Linked DNA regions of Homo sapiens: regions 2, 3 and 4 are each linked to region 1. A link is a loop called in an ENCODE intact Hi-C map of the cell type or tissue named here. Cell type or tissue: PC-9. All regions are shown on one strand. Each heading gives the region's core, and the rest is flanking DNA. Links, peaks and the distances in the headings are about the cores only.

Region 1 (6,301 bases), core at 765-5,764:
GGAGATGGAATTTCCAGGTGAGACAACAGAGCTGTGAGTTGGAAAACTCTGGTCTCAAATTAACATCTAGAAAGTAGATTAAATTTGTTTGTAATAGACTAGCTAAAGTTTAACTAGCTTTCTTATTACTGTAATTTCACATTTAAAGTGTGCATAATTAAAAACATTTGCTAGAAGAAAACAGCATTTGAGAGTGAACAAAAGCTTTGAACTGGTAAGTGATGTAAATCTGTAGCATTTTATTTTTAGAAATTAATGTCAATCTAATGCAACAAAAATATATATCCTTTGATATCTATATAAATCTACAAAATCTTTAACAAGAAAGACTGCCAGCTTCTTTTACCAATAGGAATGTACCTACAAATCATAGGAGTGTCCTGCAAAATTTTAAGCAGGACTTGGTCTCCGGCTCCAAGAGTAATCATTTAAATTCAATTAAAAAAATCATAGTACATGAAAATTTCAGAAAGCCATTCGTGAATAATACAGCCCTGGAATTTGCATTTGTCTTCCTCCAACTCCCCAAGCAGAGAGATGGTTAAAAATGAATTTTGTAGTTGAACTCTAGGAATGTCAGATCTCAGAAACAACAGACAAAGAAACTCTAATTAGCTGTGATGAATGTTGATTATAAGCGTGGATATAACAATGATTACAAAAGGAAAAAAAAAATGATGCATTGGTCCCGTGTATCAAGTATAGTTGTGTAATCAGAGAAATTTAATCACAGCAGGCAAATGTGATATATTTGTATTTATACAATTTTGTGGATTCACTGGCAGAATTGTCCTCAGAAAATACAAAAGCAATAAAAGCATTCCTATTTTATATGCTTTATCTCTAAGCCATTTAATTCTTGAAGGTCTTTTTTTTCTTGGTCATTTTTTTACCTCCTCCCCAAATCCCACAGAAAACTCATTTTTGTGGGATGTCACAGCAAAATACTCAGTACTATTACCTTATTAGAGTGTTCTTTTCAGTCTGTCCCTAGTTGATTAGGATTAATAGAAGACACATATGCTCTCAGGGAAAAATAAGCTGTTTTATCTGAAATGTTTGATTATAAGACGCGGCCCTTCATTTGAGTTTCTGAAAGGGAACAGGATAGAATAGCTATGTCTAAAGATGAAGCCATGAACAGCACTAGTGCTGTCAAGTTCTGTGACATTAGCCAGAGCTTTGCTGGCTCATGAATAAGTTCTCAAATATAAGAAGTCATGTGGTCAGCTGAACTCCCATAAAAGATCTAGTAACCTGTTAGGAGGTCATAGAGTTTATCTTGAACAAGAGTCTGGCTAGGAGCTTGCTGTCTTTTGATTTTCTGATGAAGTGATGGATGAGAAGAAGAGGTCACCCAGGCAGTACAAAGCCAAACCACGCCAAAGCAAAAAACCTCACAGAAACCTTAGCTGGCCCACATTATTCGCAGCAAGAGATTTCTGCTTTGCACTGATTACTCATAAAACCTTTTTCCCTGAGCAAAATTTATTTTTTGCTACTGTTGTTCTATAATTAGGTGTTTTTGCTGGAATTAGAAGCAAACGTGAAAAAACCGTTCTCACAATGCATTTGAAAATGGCATCTGAGTTATCATTGGTGAAGCTGAATTAAACTACATAATTTATCATTATGACTGTATACCTGTGTTTGCCCTGGAAACTCCACTTAAGTATAATAAAAAAGAGAAAAAACATGAATCATTAGACGGTTACACACACACACACTCCTTATACATTAGTACTTTGTATAGTTTCTTTAACATCTGTATATAATGATTTTTCTATATTCAACCTGATAGAATGCAAATATATTCATCCATATAATAATGTTACCTAAGATATTCAGAACTCCATCATCCTACAATTTAAACTGCAGAAAAGTTTCTCTTTGATAAAAAGTGAATCTTGGTACAAATATATTGTAAATGGGAAGAAAACATACCCAATTTTCACCTTCATGTACTAAAGAATCTCAATCTGATTTCTAATTCCTTTTTGTGAGCATATTCATAAAAGAAATTAGATATCATTCTTCCTCCCCAAGACACACAAATAAACCACATCTATTTGAATAAACTTTTGTACTTGACCTGGGAGTCCAAATGCCTGTTGGGACAAGGCAGTCAACAGAAATGAGTGAAGCAGGCACTAGATGCAAATGACCAGTCTACACCATGAGTGGTGGGCAAGAGTAAGATTGTCCACAAGAAGAAAGCTGGCCTAAGATTGTCAGATCTTCTGCTATGTTAAGAGAAGCTGTAAATTTTATATAAAATCTCTTTTTTTTAAAAAAACAGGACCTTGCTCTGTTGCCCAGCCTGGAGTGCAGTGGCACAATCATGGCTCACTGCAGCCTCATCTCCAGAGCTCAAGCAGTTCCCCCACCTCAGCCTCCTGAATAGGTGGGACTACAGAAGCACCACCACATCTGACTTTTTTTTTAAGTGAAGATAAGTTCTTGCTATGTTGCCCAGGCTGGACTTGAACTCCTGGCCTCAAGTAATCCTCCTGTCTCAGCCTCTCAAAGGGCTAGGATTACAGGCGTGAGCCACCACACCTGGCCCTGAAATCTCTAGATATAATTTGGATGTGTATACCCTCCAATTCTCATGTTGCAATGTGACCTCCAATGTTGGATATGGGCCTAGTGGGTGGTGTCTGGGTCATGAGGGTAGATCCATTATGAATGGCTTGGTGGCATCTCGTTGGTAATGAGTGAGTTCTTGCTCTGGCAGTTCATGTGAGAGCTGGTTGTTTAAAAGAATCTGGGATCCCTCCCTTCTCTCTCTTGCTCCTTCTCTCACCATGTGATATGCTTGCTCCCTTTGGCCTTCTGCAGTGATTGTAAGCTTCCTGAGGCTTTCACCAGAAACACACGCTGGCACCACGCTTCTTGTATCGCCTGCAGAGCTGTGAGCCAAAATAAACCTCTTCTTTATAAATTACCCAGCCTCAGGTATTCCTTTACAGCAACATAAAATGGACTAATATGTCTGCTAATTTTTAAATGTTGGCATAATTTATACGAACCAAACAAAGCATTCTTTGGGCTGATTTGGCACACAGGCTGATAGTTTGCAAACTGTTCTGTACTACGGCTGCTGTCTGTATTATCAAGTCCAGAGGGTAAACTTCAGTGACAGGCTATGGCCAGAAAGGGGCGACAGAGGGTCACAGAACCAAACCAGGCCTATTAGATTCATACTCCCAGCTGCCACTGGGAAAACCTGTCCTGGGTATGGGGCGCTCCCAATTAAATCAAGCCAAATCAATAAGTTGGAGGTTGCTGGATACGAGGCAACAAGTAGAGAGAAATTAGGGTGAGGGGGAGATGCCAAGGAAACCAGGTTGTTTCAGAGGACACTGGTGAGCTAAGGGGCCCAAAGAAAACTGTTTTTTCAAAGACGATCAGATATCAAATAATATTCACAAAGGGAGAAATGATGAAGTTTCAGGAACAGCACTGAGAATGAATGAGCTCTTACAATGTTTATGCAAAAGTCAAAATCTTCAAGCCACCTATCTTGGCTTCTTAAAATCACCAGAATGGGCCCCAGAAAAAAAGGGCCTAATAGAACATGTGCCTCTGTGAATAATTTAACTAGTGTCACAGCAAGTACATATTTTGCTAGCTGATAAATTAATAAAGGAACAAACAAGTTTTGTAGTTTAAGAGTTGGTATAAATTATTGTGCAGAAATGGCAACTGAAATGTACAAGAGTCTTCTATAGTAATCCATACTTACTTTACTGTTATCCCTTAGATGTTTAAACATGAAGATAAAAATCAAAGCTCTCAGTTTTATGTTAATGTTTTTCAATACTCTCACCTTTAGCTGCAGAAATATGGCATACATGAAAGAAAAATGGGGCAAAACCTACTATGCCACCTTCAGAACCAACCCATTACATGTGAAGAACATTCTTTCAATAACTTGAGAACCTTCTTGAACCCCAAGTTTCGCTGCCTTGACACTTTGAGAAGGCTGGAGATGATTGCTAGCCCAGAGAACAATGCTCAAAAGTAGGTTCAGCATGAGGTCATCAGGAGGATGTGTTGGGCTGGGTAACTGTATTTAACTTAGAAGATGAGCAAGGGCAAGAACACCACCATGACCACCTCCAAGGTAGAGAAAAATAACTTTGTTTCCTGAAATAATCTGTTATTTAAAGAGCGAATGAGAACTGGGTGTCTGGATTGGGAGGCAAGGCCTGGCCAATAAAAGCAGTAAACAGAAATTGTTACTCTGTCTAGAAAATAGCACCTAGATTTTAAACCAAACTACTTTGCAAAGCCTGAACTATACAGGGAGGAAGGAAACAAAATCAGATTCCCTATGGCCCTCCTTCAGCCAGCTTTAGTTCTCTTTCACAGTTCCAGCATAATATGGTTTTAAGAGTGAATAGTATTCAACACATGCTTTGCATAAGGACTCATGCTTTCTTTACCATAATCCTGGCAGACTTTAGGGTCTACATGTTTCAAAATGGAAAATGTAGCTCAGTGAAGTTGTCATTTGCTCATGGTCACTGAATTGGTAAGCAGAAATGGCAGAGCTGAAACCCAGTAATTCTTTAGATTCTTAGTGTAATGATATTTTAACTGCACTTACATTTTTTATGCTGTGTATGTATATATTCTTTCATGTTCTCCCAACTGTTTGTTATGTTCTTTATCCTGATCAGTCTGATTTCTCTGATCCTGCTGTCATGGGGTAATTGCTCCTCTCTCAGTCGAAGACACCTAATGATGCATCATTTGCTGATCATGATATTGCAGGCCAAGGTTACGATCAACTACTAAGGGGACTTGCTGGCTTGCTTCCCATAAAGTACAGGGCAGTGTGAACCCTGAGGATCTGAGACAGGTCTCAGTTAATTTAGAAACTTTATTTTGCCAAGGTTGAGGATGTGTGCCCGTGACTCAGCATCAGGAGATCCTGATGACTGACATATGCCCACGGTGGTCAGAGCACAGTTTGGTTTTATACATTTTAGGGAGACATGAGACATTAATCATCATATGTAAGATGAACATTAGTTCAGTCCAGAAAGGCAGGACAACTCCAAGCCAAGGTGGAACAACTAAAAGTGGGGAGGGGGCTTCCAGGTCATACATAGGTAAGAGACAAATAGTTGCATTCTTTTGAGTTTCTGATTAGCCTCTCCAAAGAGGCAATTAGCTATGCATTTATCTCAGTTAGCAGAGGTGTGACTCTGAATAGATCAGGAGGCAGGTTTACCCTAAGCAGTTCCCAGCTTGACTTTCCCTTTAGCTTAGTGATTTTGGGGCCCCAAGATTTATTTTCCTTTCACAAAAAATAGGAATAACAACACAAACAAATCCTCAAAATGAAGAAAGTAAATTGTGATACTGTCACAACAATAGAACTGGAGAAAAGCTGGGGGAGTCTAGCACTGAAGACCAGAAGAGATAAAAGCTGGAGTGTTCAAATTTGAAAGAAATCAGTGAATTTCAGAGAAAGGGAAACCGACATGCACATGATAAAAATTAATTTCCATTTCTTGTTTTATATGTCCCTAAAGTAGCATCAGGGAGGAGAAGCAATTTGGCAAATGTATCTTTTGTGTTTAAACATCAATTTGATTTGTTATAGATACTTGTCTTTCAAATATTACATTTTCCATAACTAGAAAAGACTAGAAAAATAAACTTTCTAAACTGTTTATAAGCTAAATTTTATTTTGACTTTTAAAACAGAAAATTTCAGTAAGAGTAAAGATCCATAATAAAAGGAAAAAATAGACACTGTTCTTAATCTTTCATTAACTAAGACCAGGATCTTTCATAAACATAATTAACTAGAATTGGCATATGATAGATCCAAATGTAAATGATCTTCAGTAAAAAGGAGCAAGTAACCAAGAGAAATGTGACTTAGAACATACACCTACACATATAAACACACACATATAGTATTAATATAGCAGGCTAAAAATAGGAGAAGACACTTGCTTTTTGGAAGCTTGGGAAGTGAAAAGTTCCTTTCACCTTTCACCTGCAGCCTCATCTCCCACATGATAGCCACTATGGATCACGATCCATTGTCTGGTGCCCAAAAGCTAAAAGCCAACTAATTACTGCTGATGGTTGAAGAATTCTATTTGGGCAAAGGAAAGTAGTTGGATTGAGATCATTATCCAGTAGCTCACAACTCTTTAAACTGCTGGTCAACCTGCATGTCTTTGAAACTAAACATCTAAAGCCTTTTATAATTGCAGAGAAAGTTTTGGTATAAAATTCAGCTCCTGCTATGTAGGCAGATTAGTTCACTTCT
Region 2 (6,301 bases), core at 747-5,746, 410 kb after region 1:
TTATCTAGGTAGAACTCTGTTTAAGGCAAAATTGTACATTTGAAAAATGCTTTCATTGATGTCCCTTATTTTTTGCTACTGCTCTGCTGAATTCTAATATCCTCAGCCCTCTCCAAACCCTCATGATCTCTGAGGTAGTGTCTCATATTGTGTCCTCTGGCATAGCCTAAGACCACCCCCAAAACTCATTTGCCATGTTTTTCAAACTTTTAGGACATATATACTGAATTATACTAATATGTTAACTAAAAGATATGTCCCACTTCCACTTTATATAAAATACCCATAAAAACTTAACACAATTTTCTGGTAGGCCTTAAAGGCATGACTAATCACAGGAGTTTTCGGCACCATGGCACCGCAATGGGCCTTTCAGCTCTCCTTAAATGACCCTCTATAGGGAGCTGCCTATCCCTTTTGTAGAGTTAGCACTGTCTCCAGGAAAGGAAACCATCATACAGGCGATGGTTAAAAACAAAAACGAAACCAAAACAACAACAAAAAACCCAACAGTCATCACTGACCCCTGTCCCTTAGCAAATTCTTTCAGGATATATAATAAGCCAAAGGTGCCCTTTGCTGAATTTTTACTACTGAGCTCTGCATGGTTCTCCAGTGAGTACTGTGTAACTACAAAACAACCTTACTTTGGTTTTATAGCATCTAATCCCAAGCTTAGAAAGCCAGCAGTTTCTGTAATTCAATGCACCATTTTCCTTTACTAAATTTTGCATTGTGTTATTACACTTGTTTGTTGAGTCCCTTAGGATATATGGATTAAAATGGCTATTAGAGTAACTTTCATTTCTATTTAATTGAAAGTTGCTGGTCGGACAAGTGTTCTATGTAATTGTTCACATGGGATGTTAAAAAAAAAAAATCCATACTGTATTTTCCCAGACCTAAGCAGATCTGTAGGATTTTCTTCAACTTTGATATGTACTTTTTCCCCAAGCCAACTCTGAACTAAATGACCTCACCAGTTTAGTTAAGCTCTAACCTGGAAAAGGTTTTGCTCTTGAGATTCTTTTGTGAGTTTAAGCCTTTCTTTTCAAATTGATTGGTGGATGAGAAATTTGAACATTCAAGTCTCTATGAGGAATGATTTTTTTTAAATCAAATAACTCTAATTTCATATGGCTCTTTGTAATAACTTTTTATAATGTCATTCATTCTATCCATTGTTCCCACTTGTTTTCCATTTAGAGAATGAAATTCAGCATTTGTTAAAATGAAGTACCCGATAAACAATTATACTTAATGTGTATTTTCTCTTTTTCTGTCTCTTAGTGTATTGAAGTTATGGATTCAGACAGAATCTCTTTGCGAATGTGGACAGCAGACTGCACTCTGTCTTTTCATGCTGTCATATTCCTTTGTTGATATCTCTGTTTTAAGATGAGTTTGCCCCATGCATCACCAATTGTCTTTTGTTTTCACCCTGTAGGGAAGACTGGGCTAATCCATATGTCACTATGAAACTTCAGGCCTCTCTGTTTGACAGGTAGCAAGCCTGACAGCAATCTATTGAAAATGCATTTTAGACAGCAATCTATTGAAAATGCATTTTAGGCAATCATTTTTCCAGTCTAATTTACTCTTAATAAAATGACTTTGAAGACAAGAGGTCCACTCTGTGTTGGTTTGTTTCTTTCAGATAATTACATTTTGAGAAAGACACACTGACAGTTTTCACAAATACAAGATGATGAAATTCCCTTGGGAATGAAATGAGATAGCTTCACAATAAATAGCATCTTTTAGCCTAAGTGATCCCAAAGCACTTTGGCAACTGTGGACATTCATGTGACTCCCCAGGCGAAGAGAAGCAGCCAGACGTTTATCCAAGTCCTACAGCAAGACACATTCTATTCCATGCAATGGAAAAACACAGCACTAACCCTCCCCCCATGCACACACATCTTTACAAAATAAGGAATATTTCTGTATTGTATGTATATGTATGTGTATGTTACAATTGCTGGCAAAAGACTACAAATACATATGCATACAAAATATAAAACTGTATACATAAAAGCAATAGCATCAAACTATTTTTAACATGGCTTCATTTTAAAAATTCACTTGATGCTGCACATTTATTCAGAAATTGTTTTTTCTCCCTCCAAAGAAAATAATAATAATAGTTAATATCTACTGTCCCTTTATCCACATTCTGTTACCCTCGATAAGTCATTAATCAGATCTCCAAATTGAAAGAACAACTCCTTATAGAATTTACCTCACATAACATTTTGATTACATTTTGCCAAATGGATACATAATCATCCAGTAAAGAGTGTTAATTTATAAGGTGGGTGGTATTTTTTAAGCCATTACAATTTTGCTAAAATTTTAAAAACCCTCAAAGATTCTTAAACTGTATCATCAGGACCATCAGCTATTAATTATGTTGATTGAACAAAAACTGTCTATTCTACACTTAAAACATAATACAAAGAAGATACATTTGTTTTAATAACTTAAATGTTCATCTATGTTATTTTTGCTATATCAATAATAATTAGATTTTAAAATGGAAGAAAAATACAATTACATTTTAAAATTGGGAAAGAATGGTTAATTTTACTTCTCTGTTTAGCTAGGATACTGAATTCATAGATTCATTTTTACTTATATTAATTATCATTTTGATAAAAGACAGCAATGGTATTGTTATTCTTGCCAAAATGAAGTTCAGTAACAGAACCTTAACACTGAGAAAAGAACAGTGAAGCAAACATGACTGAGTGAAAATGACTGAGTCCCTGGGAATATTCGTGTCCCTCATTTAGCTCTTTAGCACGATTCTAAAGAGGAAAAAATAAAGACCTTTTCCCAGGAAAGGTTTCTCTCTCTCTCTCTCTCTCTCTCTCTCTCTCTCTCTCTCTCTCCTTCCCTCTCTCTCTCTGCCAATAAAAAGCAACACCACCACAGATTCTGGGAAGTTGGTGTATGAATTTTCATTTGTTGAACTTGCACCGGAGGCTGTGCTAGTCTCAGAATAGTGGAAGGTTTGGATTTCTCCCCCTCAAAATTCGAACTAATATTTAAAATATAATGTTTTGGTGCCATCTGGTGTATAAATTGCAGGTTTGCAGCTTCACTTAAGCATCTAATAAAATGCTTCTGAGGAAGGACAAAAGAAAAAGCCAGAAGAATGAAGAAATTATTAATCTTCACGTGTCACAAATAATGTGAAGCCAGTCACAAGATATGCTGGGAATTAGTGGTTACGAGATGGAGGAGAGGCAGAAGTCAAGGTGGAGGGACGAGGGAATGGGAGCAAGTGGTGTTGAAGCCAAACTAGCAAGAGCTCAAACAAGGACAGAGCAGCAGTATGGGCCTCATGTATCAGGAGGGCCACACATTGTTGTCTGAGTCAAGGTCACAAGCCTAAAGCATCTGAGCCACCTGAAGTCTATCTGGGCAGCTGGACTCCTTCTGGGATCCGTGGAAAGGTGGGAAAGGTCAAATCTTAGGGGCCAAAGGTCATTTCCAGCAAATGACTCTGGACAGCAGCAATTGGTCAGAGTCCGTGAAGACTCAGTTTTCCCAGTGGAAAATAATTGAGGCAGAAATTGAAAAATTGGGGTAGAGTATTGGCAGGAACTGAGTTGAAGGGTCAAAGCTAAAATTCCATTGCCAAAAATCTCTGGGGATTCAAAAGTACCTCAACTCAAAATTCATGTGCTTTCCCGTCATCAATCAAACCCTAAAACAAATAAACAATTAAACAAATAAACAAACTGTTCCTAGTCTTCCTTTTTCAAAGATGGCAAACTATCCAGTTTCCAAGCCAGAAAAATACAGTCTCTTCATGGCATTGCCATTTCTCATGTCCCATATCTAGCCAATCCCAAAGTCTTGTTGATTTCTCCCCTTAAATAAGTTTTGAATCTGCCCATCTCCCATCACTGACACCACCTGGTTTAAGCAACAACTCTTTCACCTGGTTGACAACTTCCTGATTTCTCCACCACCTTCCACTTCTCCTACTTCTAACCTGCTCTCCATAGCATGGTCAGGGCTGTAGTTTCAAAATGCAATCTGATTATGGTGCCACTCTTACTTAAAATGTTTCTGTCACAACCCCCCTCCCTTAGGATAAATGCCAAATTCTAACATGTACTGCAAGTCTCCACATGATCAGGCCTCTATTTTTCTAGTCTGTACTCTGCCTTGCCCCTGTGCACTCAGCTCTAATCACTGTGGCTTTCTTCACAGCCCTTTCTTCCTACTGCAGGATCTTTGCATATGCTACTTCTGCAGCCTAGGCCTTCCTCTCTTCCCACTGCATCTAGTTAACTCCTATTCATCTTTCAGAACTCAGCTCTAGATCCATGATTCTCCCTTGCCTTTTTAAGTAAAAGCCCCAATCTTAAATTTTAATAGCTCCAAATTGTTGCGGGAAGTCAGGGACCCTGAACGGAGGGACCAGCTGAAGCCATGGCAGAAGAACACAAATTGTGAAGATTTCGTGGACATTTATTAGTTCCCCAAATTAATACTTTTATAATTTCTTATGCCTGTCTTTACTGCAATCTCTGAACATAAATTGTGAAGATTTCATGGATACTTATCACTTTCCCAATCAATACCCTTGTGATTTCCTATGACTGTTTTTACTTTAATCTCTTAATGCCATCATCTTCGTAAGCTGAGGAGGATGTATGTCACCTGAGGACCCTGTGTTGATTGCGTTAACTGCACAAATTGTTTGTAAAGCATGTGTGTTTGAACAATATGAAATCTGGGCACCTTGAAAAAAGAACAGGATAACAGCAATGTTCAGGGAACAAGAGAGATAACCTTAAACTCTGACCCCCTGTGAGCCAGGTGGAACAGGGCCATATTTCTCTTCTTTCAAAAGCAAATGGGAGAAATATTGCTGAATTCTTTTTCTCAGCAAGGAATATCCCTGAGAAAGAGAATGCATCCCTGAGGGTAGGCCTCTAAAATGGCCACTTTGGGGGTGGCTGTCTTTTACGGTCGCAGCTAGCTATAGGGATGAAATAAGCCCCAGTCTCCTGTTGCGCTCCCAGGCTTATTAGGACGAGGAAATTACCACCTAATACATTTTGGTCAGACCAGTTGTCTGCTCTCAAACCCTGTCCTGATAAGATGTTATCAATGACAATGCCTGCCCGAAACTTCTTTAGCAATTTTAATTTCACCCCGGTCCTGTAGTCCTGTGATCTCGCCCTGCCTCCATTTACCTTGTGATATCTTATTACCTTGCGAAGCATGTGATCTCTGTGACCCACACCCTATTCGTACACTCCCTCCCCTTTTGAAAATCACTAATAAAAACTTGCCAGTTTTGCGGCTTGGGGGGCATCACAGAACCTGCTGACATGTGATGTCTCGCCTGGACACCTAGCTTTAAAATTTCTCTCTTTTGTACTCTGTCCCTCTATTTCTCAGACTGGCCAACACTTAGGGAAAATAGAAAAGAACCTACGTGAAATATCGGGGGTGAATTTCACCCAATGTCTGGCTGAATTTCCCCCCATACCAAATTTCTCTCATTTGGGCAAAAATCACTCTTGCAATTTTATTCTTAGAAATCATTTGAATATTTATCTCCCCCACCAGAATGTAATTCTTATGAAGACAGAGACTACCTATATTTTGGTTCATTATTATATATCCTGGGACTAACACAGTGCCTGAATTAATAAATACCTGATAAGAAGGAAGAGAGATAGGAAGAAAACAAGGAAAGAATGAAATGTCAGGAAATTATAAAAACTGTTACAATAGTAAAAGCTAATTTTTTCTAAAACTCAATATATAATTAAAAGTTTTCTTAAGAAGATCATCCTGAACCTTCTTTATAATCCAATATATATTGTAAATGCCCTTCTATAATCCTAACAGCTAAAGGCTCATGTAATGTAGTAGTTAGGCATGGCGCTGCTCAGGCCAGACAGCCAGAGGTCCAGTCACAGCTCCTGTGCTTACCAGCTGGAGATCTCAGCCAACTTACCTTCTCCTTTCTAATGCTCAATTCCTTATGCATAAAAGAGGAATAATAGTTCCTGCCTTACAGAGTTGAGAGAAACAAATCAGGTAGCTCAAATGAAGTATTCAGTAAATTCTCAAGCAATACCAGCTTTTATCATCCTCCATGAGTGAACCCTGTTGTAACACCCTATCACTCATGGCCATCAAATCCAGACACATTTCCTTTGCCTCTGCTTTCCCATTCCTTCCCACTTCCTGCCATCTGGGCCCATCACTGCGAAAACACTCCTCACCCTCAAAGACTTCATTCAAATGCTGCCTTCTCTAGAAA
Region 3 (6,301 bases), core at 411-5,410, 230 kb before region 1:
TGTATTTACACAATGGAATATTATTCAGCCATAAAACAGAATGAAATCCTGTCATTTGCAGCAATATAAGTGGATGGAACTGGAAGTCATAATGTTAAGTGAAATAAGCCAGGCACAGAAAGACAAGTATCACATGTTCTCTCTCATATGTTGGAGGTAATAAAGGTGATCTTATGAAGATAAAGAGTAGATTGGTGGTTACCAGAGGCCATGAAGGGCCAGGGTTGGAGGAGAGGAAATAAAGTGAGGTTGATTTATATGAACAAAAATATGGTTAGATTATGGAAACAAGACCTGGTGTTTGATAAATCAGTAAGGTGACTAAACAATGATCTGCTGCATATTTCAAAATAGCTAGAGGATAATAATTATTTCCAGTATAAAGGAAAGACAAATGTTTAAGGAGACAGATATCCCACTTACCCTGATCTGATCAATATATATGACTGTATCAAGATATTACATATAACCTCAAAATATGTACTTCTTATGTATCAAATATTTAAGAAAATTTGAAAATTCTAAATTGAAAAAAGTTAAATAAAAAATTCTAGAAGTAAACAATTCATAAGTTTTTAATTGCATGCCATTCTTAGTGTGATGAAATCTGACACCCTCCCTTATCTTTCTGCTCTCTCCCACCTGGAACTTGAATCATCCCTTTGTTCAGAGTACTCACCCCATAGACTCTACCTGCTTGCTAGTCACTTAGTAGCCTCCTCAGTTTTCAGACTGACTGTGGCAGTATCACAATGCTTGTGTTCAAGTAACCCTTGTTTTAATTCATAATGACCCCAATGCACAAGAGTAGTTATGCTGGCATATTATTATAATTGTTCTATTTTATTTTTGTTGTTGTTAATATCTTACCATGCCTGTTTATAAATTAAACTTTATCATATGTATGTATGGATAGAACAAACATAATATATATAGGGTTTGGTACTATCTGTGGTTTCAGGCATCCACTGGGTATATTGAAACATATACATTAAGGGTAAGTGGGGACTACTGAATATGCATTTTTTTATGGGATACTCTTGAAACTCTAAAATCCATGAGGAAGGAAAGTAAAGGATCCCCATGTTCAGAATCCTAACCACAATGATATTCTATAGGTCAAGATAGTTGGGGCAGGAGGTCTTCATTAAATCTGGAAACAGTCTGAAAAACTAGCTTCTGTTGTGCCAAGGGATGGGGATGTATCCAGACATTGGCCCCGAGTGACCAGAATGATCTTCAGCTTGGTGTGTACATTGTAATTTAACCCAGAATTAGTTCTATCAATCTTAAATATATGATCAGCAGCACAGCCACTGAAATTTTACTAGATTTGGAAAGAAACCACAGAGAAAAACCAAGGTTCTATCTAAAGTTGTTCTTGAAGTCTTTCAGAAAACCTCCAACTTGCAATGATATAAGACGCACTTTCTGAATCTTGGACACAGTGAGGACAGTGAGGGTTAAGCTGCAGAGACCATGCCTTATGTAGAAAATTCTCTCAGTAACACCTGATCAATACTTATTCTTCTATTAGTTCAGCTGCTATTTATTAAGCACTCTTTCCATAGCCAGGGATAAAAACAATTAAAATCTGATTTTTGTTCCAATTGAGTGCCTAATTTTGTTCCTAATCTTGATATTTTTAAGTATTTTATATGTCCCTAAGAATAACCTACACTACAAGTAAGTCGTATATTCTCAATATTTTTATTCTGTATGTGCTGTGAAATTTGTAAGATCTTGAAAGATTTTTAAATGCTTTGAAAACATGTTTCATATTAGTAAAAATATCATACATTCTCTTCTATAAAGCATGGCACTTTAGAGATGTGCTTTTTGAATTCAGGCACCTTTCAGATTTTTTGCTTTTACTCAGTTTGAAGCTACTTCGTTACCAAATAAAATATTTCCCCCATGTTTTGAGATGCTAGGTTTCCATGCTGTGTATATAGTCAGTGCAATCACTACCAAAATACCAATGACATTCTTCAAAGAAACAGGAAAACAATCCTAAAATTTCTATGGAAGCACAAACAAGAAGGAGGAGAGTAGGAGGAGGAAGAGGAAGAGAAAGGATATGTATTTACACATACAAAGATGAAAAAGCATGGACACAAATCACTTCAATATCAGACATACATATGTTCATAAATGTATGCTGAGGTTGATAACCACAATTTTCCTTAACTGTTTACCCCAGAAACAAGATTCTGGAGGTCAGTAGATGGAATCAAACTGGCAGATATGTTTTCATTTATTTATTTATACATGCACGTAAACTTGAATTCATACTTTAAAATTTTGACATTTTACATAAAATTTATTCTTTCTGACTTTTCATATTATAAATATCAGAAGTCCTAGTAGCATGAGGCCAACCTTTGTGCATGACTACAGAAAACTGAGTTGGGAAGCAGTTTAGTGTCTGGCTGTAATGACAGGGCATGGAGTCTCCAATTCATACCATCCCACCATTCTTTAACATTCTTAAAGCCTGGGAGGCTTTCCAATTTGTAGCTTATATTTAGCGTATATATAAAAACTATATTTTTAGCTTATATTTAGCTTATATATAAAAACTATATTTTTAATGTCCGAAAAGTAGTCTTATATATAACATCCATTCATAATTGACTGTGTTCCAATAATCCCAAAAGGTTGAAAGATTTATTCCGAATTGGCTGTAGCAACTCTTTCAGGTGCAGTTAAATAGGGAAGAAAGAATGCTGATAGGGCAGTTGATGGGAACAGGAACCCCCCCAGATGACCTGCTTCTTCCTTCCCAGGGAGGGCTTCAGGGTGCTGGTCAACGAAACTGATAGGAAGCCCTGGGACCTTTGTCTTTCACTTCTCTGTGGATTTTTTTTTTTTAGGGGCCCGAAGCAGGTGGCTAAATTTAACACTATCTAGGGAAATGTGTGTTAATCTATCCTAAGAGAGATGTGATTGTCTTTAACAATCGTTCTCAAATTTTAACAAGCATCAGAATCACCTGGGAGGGCTTTTTAAAACAGATTACTGGGCCCCATTTCCAGAATTTCTTATTCAGTGCATGGGGTGGAGCTGAATAACTGGCATTTCTAATACGTTTCTCAAGAATGTTCATGCTGCCAGTCTAGGAACCGAGTTTGAGAAACACTTGCCTATTGACATCTGTAAGGAATTTTTTAGATTCTTCTGGACACTGTAAATGCTATATTTATTCAGAAAAGGTCAATGAAGGTAGCACCTGCTAGCAAAGCTCTTGATGGTATTCACTTGGCAGAAGCTGAATTCATGAAGAACTACAAATAATTATTAGCCTATACTACCACCTCTTACATTTCTGCCCCAGTCATACCTCCCATGAGAATCCATACACTATGTATAATATTGTAACAGAACAAACGACCAAGAAAAATAGAGAAAATACTTGAATCATCATTTTCTTTTTCGTAAGAGGCCATATCTTTGATTTTTTTAATTGGAAAGGATCTTTGAAACCACATGGTGGCAGTGTAATCACATGAGTGACAGTCTCATGGCGCCAGAGTTGAGTTTCTGAACCCACTATATATTAAGAGATAATTCTGAAAGCTAAGCATCTGCGATTTCGGCGTAAAAATTATTGGCCTGTAAAGTATAAATGACAAGTTGTAGTCATATGCCTCTACAAAAGGCTCAAAGCTTTCAATATTTTTACAATGCCTCGGACAGAATACATTTTTTCCCTTTGCTGTTTCATAGTCACAAGAACAAGCAACAGATCATTTCATGCATGAGCTATGTAACAAATTCAATCCAAAATAACTCATGCTTCAGTTTATTAAATTACTGTGATAGCAGATTCACTTCTACACTTTAATCATTTTTGATAAGTAAATTTATTTTTTTCTTTAGTATTGCTTAATTTTAGGTATTTGCATGCTCCATGTTTCTCACAACCAAGTAAAATTGAACTTCCTCAGATTTGATTACTAAAGTATCTACTTAGGTCCTTCCTTTCTAAAGTGAGGTTTTTAACGACAGCAATGAATCTTTGGCTGATTTTATTTTGGCTGGTTGACTATTAGTCTGTGCTGTAATCCAGATAGTTCCAATGTAATACAACATACACAGAATTCTTAGATGAACAGAGTGCGGTTCAAGTGCAGGGCATATTTAGCTCTTCCACTCCTTGTCATATAACAAAACATTCCACACCATTTGCAGAAATGGCAGTTTCCTGTAGGTAGGAGGGCTGGTTTAATATTAAACATTGAAAATTCTCCCTTATTTGCATTTTGATATAGTGCTTTTGGTCACCCAAGGAATAGAAACCATCAAATAAGATCTTTGCAAGTGCCAATAGCTATGGATGTCAACAGAAGAGAACAATTAATCCAGAAGCCTCCCTTGCAATAAAAGATTTCTCAGGTCCAGTTTGCTGACAAAATCTACCTTTTCCAAAGGTGATGGTTCTTCAAGACACCAGTACACAGACTTCAAAAGAAGAAGAAGAGGAAGAAAGAAGAAGAAGAAGGAGAAGGAGGAGGAGGAGGAAGAGGAGAAGGAGGAGAAGGAGAGTAGAAAGAAGAACAGAAGGAGGAGAAGGAGGAGGAAGAGCAGGAGGAGGAGAAGGAGGAGAAGGAGAGTAGAAAGAAGAACAGAAGGAGGAGAAGGAGGAGGAAGAGGAGGAGGAGGAAGAGGAGAAGGAGGAGGAGAAGGAGGAAGAGGAGGAGGAGGAGAAGGAGGAATAGGAGGAGGAGGAGAATGAGAAGAAGAGTAGGAAGGGAAAGAGGAGGAGGAGGAAGAGAAAAAGGAAGAGGAGAAGGTGGAGGAGAAAGAGGAGGAGGAGAAGAAGGACAGTAGGAAAAGGAAGAGAAAGAAGAGGAGGAGGAGGAAGAGAAGAAAGAGGAGAAGGAAGAGAAGGAGAAGAGTATATAGAGACAAGGAAAGAGGAGGAGGAAGAGGATAAGGAGGAGGAGAAGGAGAGTAGGAAGAGGGAGAGAAGAAGGAGGAGGAGGAGAAGGAAGAGGAGGAGAAGGAGAGTAGGAAGAGGAAGAGAAAGAGAAGGAGGAGGAGAAGGAGAAAGAGGAGAGTAGGAAGAAGAGGAGGAGGAGAAGAAGGAGGAGGAGAAAGAGGAGAAGGAGGAGGAGAAGGAGAGTAGGAAGAGGAAGAGAAGGAGGAGGAGAAGGAAGAGAGTAGGAAGAGGAAGAGAAGAAGGAGAAGGAAAGTAGGAAGAGGAAGAGAAGGAGAAGGAAAGTAGGAAGAGGAAGAGAAGGAGGAGGAGTGTAGCAAGAGGAAGAGAAGGAAGATGAGGAGGAGGAGTGTAGCAAGAGGAAGAGAAGGAAGATGAGGAGGAGGAGGAGAAGGAGCAGAAGGAGAAGGAGAGTAGGAAGAAGAATAGAAGTAGGTGGTGGAGGAAGAGGAGAAGAAGGAGGAGGAGAAGGAAGAGGAGAATGAGGAGGAGGAGGAAAAGGACGAGGAGAAGGAGGAGGAGGAGAGTAGGAAAAGGATGAGAAGGAGAAGAAGAGGGAATAGGAGAATGAGGAGGAGGAGGAAAAGGACGAGGAGATGGAGGAGGAGAATAGGAAGAGGACGAGAAGGAGGAGGAGTAGGAGGAGGATGGGAAGGAGGAGGAGAAGGAAGAGGAGAATGAGGAGGAGGAGGAAAAGGATGACGAGAAGGAGGAGGAGAGTAGGAAGAGGACGAGAAGGAGGAGGAGTAGGAGGAGAAGGAGGAGGAGAGTAGGAAGAGGAAGAGAAGGAGGAGAAGAAGGAGGAGGAGAAGGAGAGTAGGAAGATGAAGAGAAGGAGGAGGAGGAGAAGGAGAGTAGGAAGAGGAAGAGAAGGAGGAGGAGGAAGAGGAGAAGGAGGAGGAGAAGGAGATGGAAATGGAGAAGGAGGAGGAGAAGAAGGAGACTAGGAAGAGGAAGAGAAGGAGGAGAAGAGGAGGAAGAGGAAGAAGTGGAAGAAGGAGCGACACAAAATGTCCCTATACAACTTTCCGAATATATGCAGACTTCTCACACCACCACAAGCATTCAATTCTGATTCTGGCTGCTGAACTTACATTCTAGATCAAAGGTTTCCTAAGGGTATTTTGAATGAGACACAATACTCTCTGGGAGTATACCATCACAGAAATTTCCCCAAATGCAGGGATCTGAGGGGGAAGGCACATTAACCTAGAAAAAGATAAGATGTAAGATCTAAAATCATCCTTCTAAATGCAGACTAGAAAAGTCATTAAAACGTTTTTTTGAAGATGCAGCTATTGCTCTAATATGGATTCCATGTGCTGCACTTTATTGCCACGTGTGCTAGGTGGAATGGGA
Region 4 (6,301 bases), core at 717-5,716, 110 kb after region 1:
AATTTTCAGTTGTATTCAGGATAGTTGTGTCATGTTAGACAGAATATAGCCTTGTTGTCATATTTCAAAGATTAGGTATGGTTTAAGAAGATCTGTATGGGTGCCTAGTTGATGAAAGGTGGACTTGTGATAACTAATTTTATGTGTGAATTTGACAAATCTCTCAGCTTAAACAATTTCTGGGTGTGTCTGTGAGGGTGCTTCAGGATGAGATTAGCATTTGAATTGGTGGACTCAGTAAAGTGGATTGCCCTTCCTAAAGCAGGTGGCATCATCCAATCCACTGAGAGCCTCAACAGCACAGAAGGTAGAGGAAGGAGGAAGTCACCCCTTTTTGCTTCCTGCCTGGTTGAAATGTAACATCTCATCATCAACCCTGGGACTGGGAATTACACTATCACCTCCCCTGGTTCTCAGGCCTTTGGGATGGGACTAAATTGTACCACTGGCATTCCTGGGTGTCCAGGTTCCAGTGATTACATTATGGAACTTCTCAGCCTCCATAATCACATAAGCCAATGCCTCATAATAAATCTCCTTTTGTAATAACTTACTGATTCTGTTTCTCTGGAGAATCCTGACCAATACACACACTGACATAACCAAAGCAACAGTCAGGCAGCACTTTGCAGAGGCTGCTGCCCCCTTCACTTTGCAGAGGCTGCTGCCCCCTTTCTCTGGTGCCTGGCCCTCCAGGTTGTTGTTGCTCCCACTACCATCTGTTGTCAAACACCTAGTCAGTTACACTCACTTATTTTGCCAGTTTGGAAAACTAGGAAAAGCCCATTTATTCGGAATTTGAGTTTGGGATCTATGATTTCTCTATTACTGAAGTCATTAAAAAGTTGTTTGTTCTTTCTAAAAGGCAATCTGGAAATATTTAACAAGAGTTGAAAAGCTATTAGTATTATTTTATATAATAATTTCACTTTAGGGATTTTATTTCAAAGAGAACCAACATGTACCCACTCCCCCCTTAAAAAAATTTACTCATAATAGAGAAAAAAGCAGGAAAAATGTAAATACCCAACAGCACAGAAATATCCAGGTAAACTAAGACACAACAACAGAAGAAACTTCTACGTAGCTATAACAAATGAAAGTAGGTTAGGTGCCTAGTTTGATGAGAATGCACAAAAACAGTTAATGAGAAAAGTTACAACAAGTAAGAAAAACTCCTTAAAGGTCTAGGGATATACAGACAGAGATACGAAGTGAATGTGAAGTGATGTTGACTGAGTTCAATATGTATGAAATATGTTTCACATAAAGGTGTTTAAATCATAATAAAAATGTCTAAAAGGAGGCTATACCTGTGTGCAGCTCCTTATGTTCGTTTGGGGGATTGACCCACATAATTTAAAAAGGTAGTTTTGACTACTTGTTTCTTGAAGACACCCCTTTTAGAGTCCACATAATCCTTTTTGTTTGTTTCTTTTCACTATTTCCACAGCCTGAGAATCAAAAACTTCTTCCCTTCATCAAATCAAAATCTCTTGAGTTTGTTGAAAATGTGTCTTCTCAATTCCTTTAAAATTGGAAAAGATGCAATAACCAATCTACATTCATGTAAAGATATTGCTTATCTTAGAAGCCAGTAACCAAATTCCAATATTCAATGTCTTTACAAGTCAGGGAAGCAGGGGTATATAATGGTTCAAGGCACAGGCTTTGGAACAAGACACACCTGGGTTTAAATCCTGCCTCCAAATCCAAGCCACTTAGCCTTTCTGATTCTCAGCTATCCTGTGTGTTAACAAAGGGGATAATGTTTTTTGTTTCATTAGGAATGTTAGGAATGTAAAGGATCTAATAATTCTGAATTGCTTGGTGTAGCATGTAACCCATAACAAGTTATTATGGCAGTAGTGGTTATTTTTATCAAATCATTCAAGCCGTAGCCTTGCTTTCCTATGAATATTCTGATAAGTCTTAGTTTTCTTACTACAATAATTCTTTTGTCTTCTTAGGGCCTTCTCTAGATTTTTCTTTTTTCCTCCTGCTTTCAAAGGGTGACTTTCACGATAGGGTGGCAAGCATTCTGTAATATTAGCGTCCAACACTGTTAGCATTCTGAAAAGTGAGGCAAAGATTCCATAATAATAACTGTTATGATGAAGGTATGAAAGACCTTAACTTTCAGGAATCTGTTTTACAGAAATGATAAATATTCTAAAGTCTGACTCTGAAGTGGGCTAAAAGAAAATCTAGACCCTGGAAACCATGGTATAACCAGAATTTTTAAATAGATCTTTATCATCACATTAACAAATCAAGTAGGCTATAATTTTGTCCACATACATTCTTTACCTTCTAAGTATTTGGAAAGAAAAGTAACTAGAAAATATAATGTGATATAAAAATATAAGTGCAAAATTATCAATTAAATTTATGTATTTACTTACCATTTATCAAATTCCTGTTTTTAGTGAACTCACAGTAGCCTAACATTTTTTCTTTAATGTTTTAATAAGTAACATACATTACTTTTGCATATGAACTTAAAAATCATTTGATAGATCAATTTTTTCTGTATTAAGAAAAATTAAATGATTATAAAGACTCCAATTGACATTAACTTCCAGTGACTAGAAGAGAGTTGTGACATCTCGTATCACTAACAAGGGTAAGAAGACCCAAGGCCCTTTGGAGGTAAACTTGCTTCTTACATCAAAATGGAAGTATTGGAAGTATCATAGAGATTTTCCCTAAAATTGAAAGGCATGTCCACTTAAATTTTAAAATAATGATAAAAACAACAATGGAGACATTCTGGTTCTTTTCAGTTAATCTTCAGTTTTGTTTGGAGATTTTAACAGAAAATTTTTAGAAGATTAATTTAAGTTTTGTTAGATTTGTGACTGGGAGTAGGGGTGAGTGTTTCCTCCCAAAACAGTGTACTCACCGACAGAGACTTACAGGAGGTAAAATACACTCATTACTACTAAGAGTCAGAAACATGATCGAACACTTAAAAAATATGTGAAACCAGGTATATTTGATACACAAACTAACAACATATTTGTTCTGTGACTGAGTAAAAAATAAAAAGTGACAAAATTTATTTTTGGCAATTGAAAAAAGAAGAGGGAGAATGAGTGCCATCTTGTGGAGAGACCTACACCTACCACGTCCAAGTTCTCTGCCCTAAGCTTTGATTTCTTTTTTTCCATACAAAGCCCATCAAAGTACAAAGATTTTTCCAGACAGACTTTCCTTTGTCTCTACCTACCCTTCTCTTTTCTTCATATAAAGGAAATGCTTTATTTTGTCCAATGGATAGTGCATTGTGAGCTGGGTCAAGGCAAAGGAATACCCCAGGAAAAATCAATACTGTGTCTGACCATTTTAAGGAAGAATTATTCAGAGGGATGTAAAGACATTTTACAATCTAGTATACAATTACCAAAGGAGCAATATTCATTTGAAAAAGGACTGTTCATAAAGGTGAGCAAATAACTTATACACGTGACAATCTGGGTCCCTCAAGAATCTCATCTGTCCTATCACCAGAGAAATTGAGGCAGATTTAGCATTTCCATTTCATAATCATGGGTTCATCAAATAGATGTATTCAAAGCCCCATTCATTTAGCTTGTATTGGCCATATTTAACCTGACGGCTCCATTAGAAAGGAGTTTACTTTGAGTATAAAAGATCATCTGCTAAATCACATAGAAATAATAACTATTTGATTATACTGGTGATAATACTAATGATAATAATAGCAACTATGGTTTATTGAGTACATCGTGACAGGTGATTGAGAGATTATAAGGACCTTCTTAACAACCTTGCAAGATAAATATTACATTATTTTACAATTAAGGAAGTTGAATCTCAGAGAAGTTAGGCAAATTGCTCAAGATCAGAAAGCTAGAAGGAGCAAAGTTGGTTGCAATTTAAATTAAAGGTCAAGACTTTCCTTGACACCAAGTTTACTTTCAGGTCTGAAATTTTTGAGACTTCAGAAGTAACTTCAGTCACAAACATACCATTTTGAAAAATGAAAGCCTTCCAAAATATGGCCTTAAATCCCATTTTAATTATTCTGGCTATGTGCCACTTTCCCAACATCCCAGCCAGGACTAGGATTATGAAAATCACTGTATGCTCCACTGAAAAACAGTTTCATTAGCATAGAATTCAATCTCGTTGTTCTTTGGCAGGAGACAAAAATTACCCTCAATTGTAAAAGCTTGTTAACTAAAGAATGCTTTTCAGTTAACTATATCTTTTCAGCATTCAATAAATGGTAGTTAACTATGAACCATAAAATGATTCAATATTAACCCCTACCTCAAAGCAGAATTTTCCATGTTTCAAATTCTGTATCTGATCATGAAACTATTTTTCATAAGAACAGAAATACCTATATATTAAAATATATATATAAAATTAATTTTCAGTAACAAATTGAAAATGTATAATTCTAGTTCTTTCACCTTTGCTGAAAATATATGTGAAGCCTTGTTTTTGTGGTTGTCATTGTGTCTTTTTTTACATGTGCAATCATCTACCTTAGCAATTTTTAATAATAGAGCACAGTTAGGTAATTAGCATAGGAAATTATTAAAATTATAAATATTATTTATAGCAACAGCATATTTTCTGTTGTTTCTTTACACCAAAGCAAGATAGAAGGATCTCCTTTGAAAAAAAAAAATCTGTAGATACCAGGAAAATGTTAAATTTTGTCTCAAGGTATAGATACCAATACAGACAAATTAGATAATACATTTTTTTAAATTCACACTCTTTTTATTTTATAGTTTTGACCATTTAAACAATTTATTCAGGAATTTCCTGGTGCTTCTTTTTCTCATCTGATTGGCATAGTGATCTTTAACATTTTAGAGTACTGGTTTTCAACTGGTGAGTTACAGACCACTGTAGATATGTGGAATGATTTGTAAGGAATCTAGAATTCCAGTGTGTGAATGTATTTGATAGGTTGGATATATGGTAGGTTATACACTCTAATACATAAACCATACATAGGTAGATACAAATGTTTATAAAATGCATGTTGTTGTTTTAATACAGTGGAAATTCATTTTAAGGTGTATTAGCCTCATCATCATTATTCTGCATATTTTTAGTTAACTACGATTAAACATACAACTATCACAGATGGAGTCAGGTTGAGAAACACTGTACAGGGATGACAGATTTTCTTTTTCCTTGGTGGATATCATTTCAATGTCACCTAGAAAAAGCAAACACATCAGGCTGCCCAGGTATAACTTGATAAAAATAAAAGAGAACAGAAAGAAATGTCATGTATCACCAACTAGAGTGGCACTGCCTCATTTTCTTTTCTATTTCTTCTTCTGAGATGACTCTAAGATCCAGCCAGCTCAAATATCACAATCTAGCTAGTCAAATGTGGTAGTAGTCATTATGGATTAAAATACTCAAGGACTAAGTAGTCCCAATATTTTTTCCATTGCCTTCACACAATGCCCCAAATTAATATTTGGAAGCATTTTAAAATAAAAAAAGAAAAACACCCATATTATCCCCAACTTTTTTCTCCTTCACCCTTTTTGTGAAATCATGGACTTTCAGTTGTTTTCTCCCATTATTCAGGAAGTGATCAGTGAGAAAGTGCCAGAAGAACCAGAGCAGCGGCCACAGTTTGGTTCCGGCAGGAAGGCATAACTGAGCAGCCTGGGCATTTTCAACCAAGGTGCAGAGACCACTGTGCCTTCCTGCTACCATGTGAAACTTCAAAAAGAATCATTTCAACGTAAAAGTTCAGTTGGTGGCTCTGTAGTGAAATAAATTATTTCAGCTGTTACATTTTTGAAGTTACTCTATCAGAATTTTAAATTCTTTTCCATACATCCCCTAAGGGCATGTGAGCTGAACCAAGCCTTCTTTCTGTTTTATGATTTCTAGGCTGACAGGAGTTCACAGCAAAAATAACTTCCGAACATCAATCAAGCTCTGTCCGTCTGCTCTTTCATTCGACATCCTTCGTTTTCATTGTGATAATTTACTCTTTTTACATTTAAAACATGACACCCAATACAAATCACTCATTAAGAAGTTCATACGCAATGCAAACCTTATGAAATGTAGAAAATAGTAGAAACTGGAGGAAAAAAATGAAAGAGCGTAATATACATTCAGTGGAATTATCTCTTATTGTACTTAAAGGGAATAAATACAATTCCAGGATGCTTTTGTACTCTTATTTTAAATAAAGTAAATAAAATGTCTTTAACCAATGTGAAAGGGAGAGAGGAGCCATATTACCAAACAGAATGATCTGGCATAAAAATGGAAAATACTA

Evidence for each region. Peaks named below come from ENCODE experiments on the same cell type or tissue, not always from the same donor. Only the 100,000 strongest peaks of a DNase experiment are listed, where the experiment ranks them.
Region 2: it touches region 1 in a loop (9-fold over the local background); 24 of 110 quality-filtered maps call a loop at or near these places.
Region 3: it touches region 1 in a loop (19-fold over the local background); 13 of 110 quality-filtered maps call a loop at or near these places.
Region 4: it touches region 1 in a loop (11-fold over the local background); 28 of 110 quality-filtered maps call a loop at or near these places.

Annotation. Positions count from the first base shown.
Region 1 is chr3:168,617,915-168,624,215 of GRCh38, reverse strand. LOC105374200 (a long non-coding RNA gene) reads left to right here and starts at 4,897. Exons shown (of 3, transcript XR_001741015.2): 1 at 4,897-6,301. It also overlaps the pseudogene EGFEM1P. In PC-9, for the core only: CTCF peaks have their summits at 2,970 and 3,174; no DNase peak of the experiment used is centred there.
Region 2 is chr3:168,208,284-168,214,584 of GRCh38, reverse strand. No RefSeq gene overlaps it. Among named protein-coding and RNA genes, the nearest start is that of GOLIM4, 120 kb to the right of the region's middle. RefSeq lists an enhancer at 433-552. In PC-9, for the core only: CTCF peaks have their summits at 2,866 and 3,067 (motif pointing left); no DNase peak of the experiment used is centred there; H3K4me3 peaks cover 334 bases.
Region 3 is chr3:168,844,676-168,850,976 of GRCh38, reverse strand. No RefSeq gene overlaps it. Among named protein-coding and RNA genes, the nearest start is that of LINC02082, 54 kb to the left of the region's middle. In PC-9, for the core only: CTCF peaks have their summits at 3,302 and 3,509 (motif pointing right); no DNase peak of the experiment used is centred there; H3K27me3 peaks cover 1,035 bases.
Region 4 is chr3:168,508,412-168,514,712 of GRCh38, reverse strand. It overlaps the pseudogene EGFEM1P. Among named protein-coding and RNA genes, the nearest start is that of MIR551B, 40 kb to the left of the region's middle. RefSeq lists an enhancer at 1-515. In PC-9, for the core only: CTCF peaks have their summits at 2,903 and 3,107 (motif pointing left); no DNase peak of the experiment used is centred there.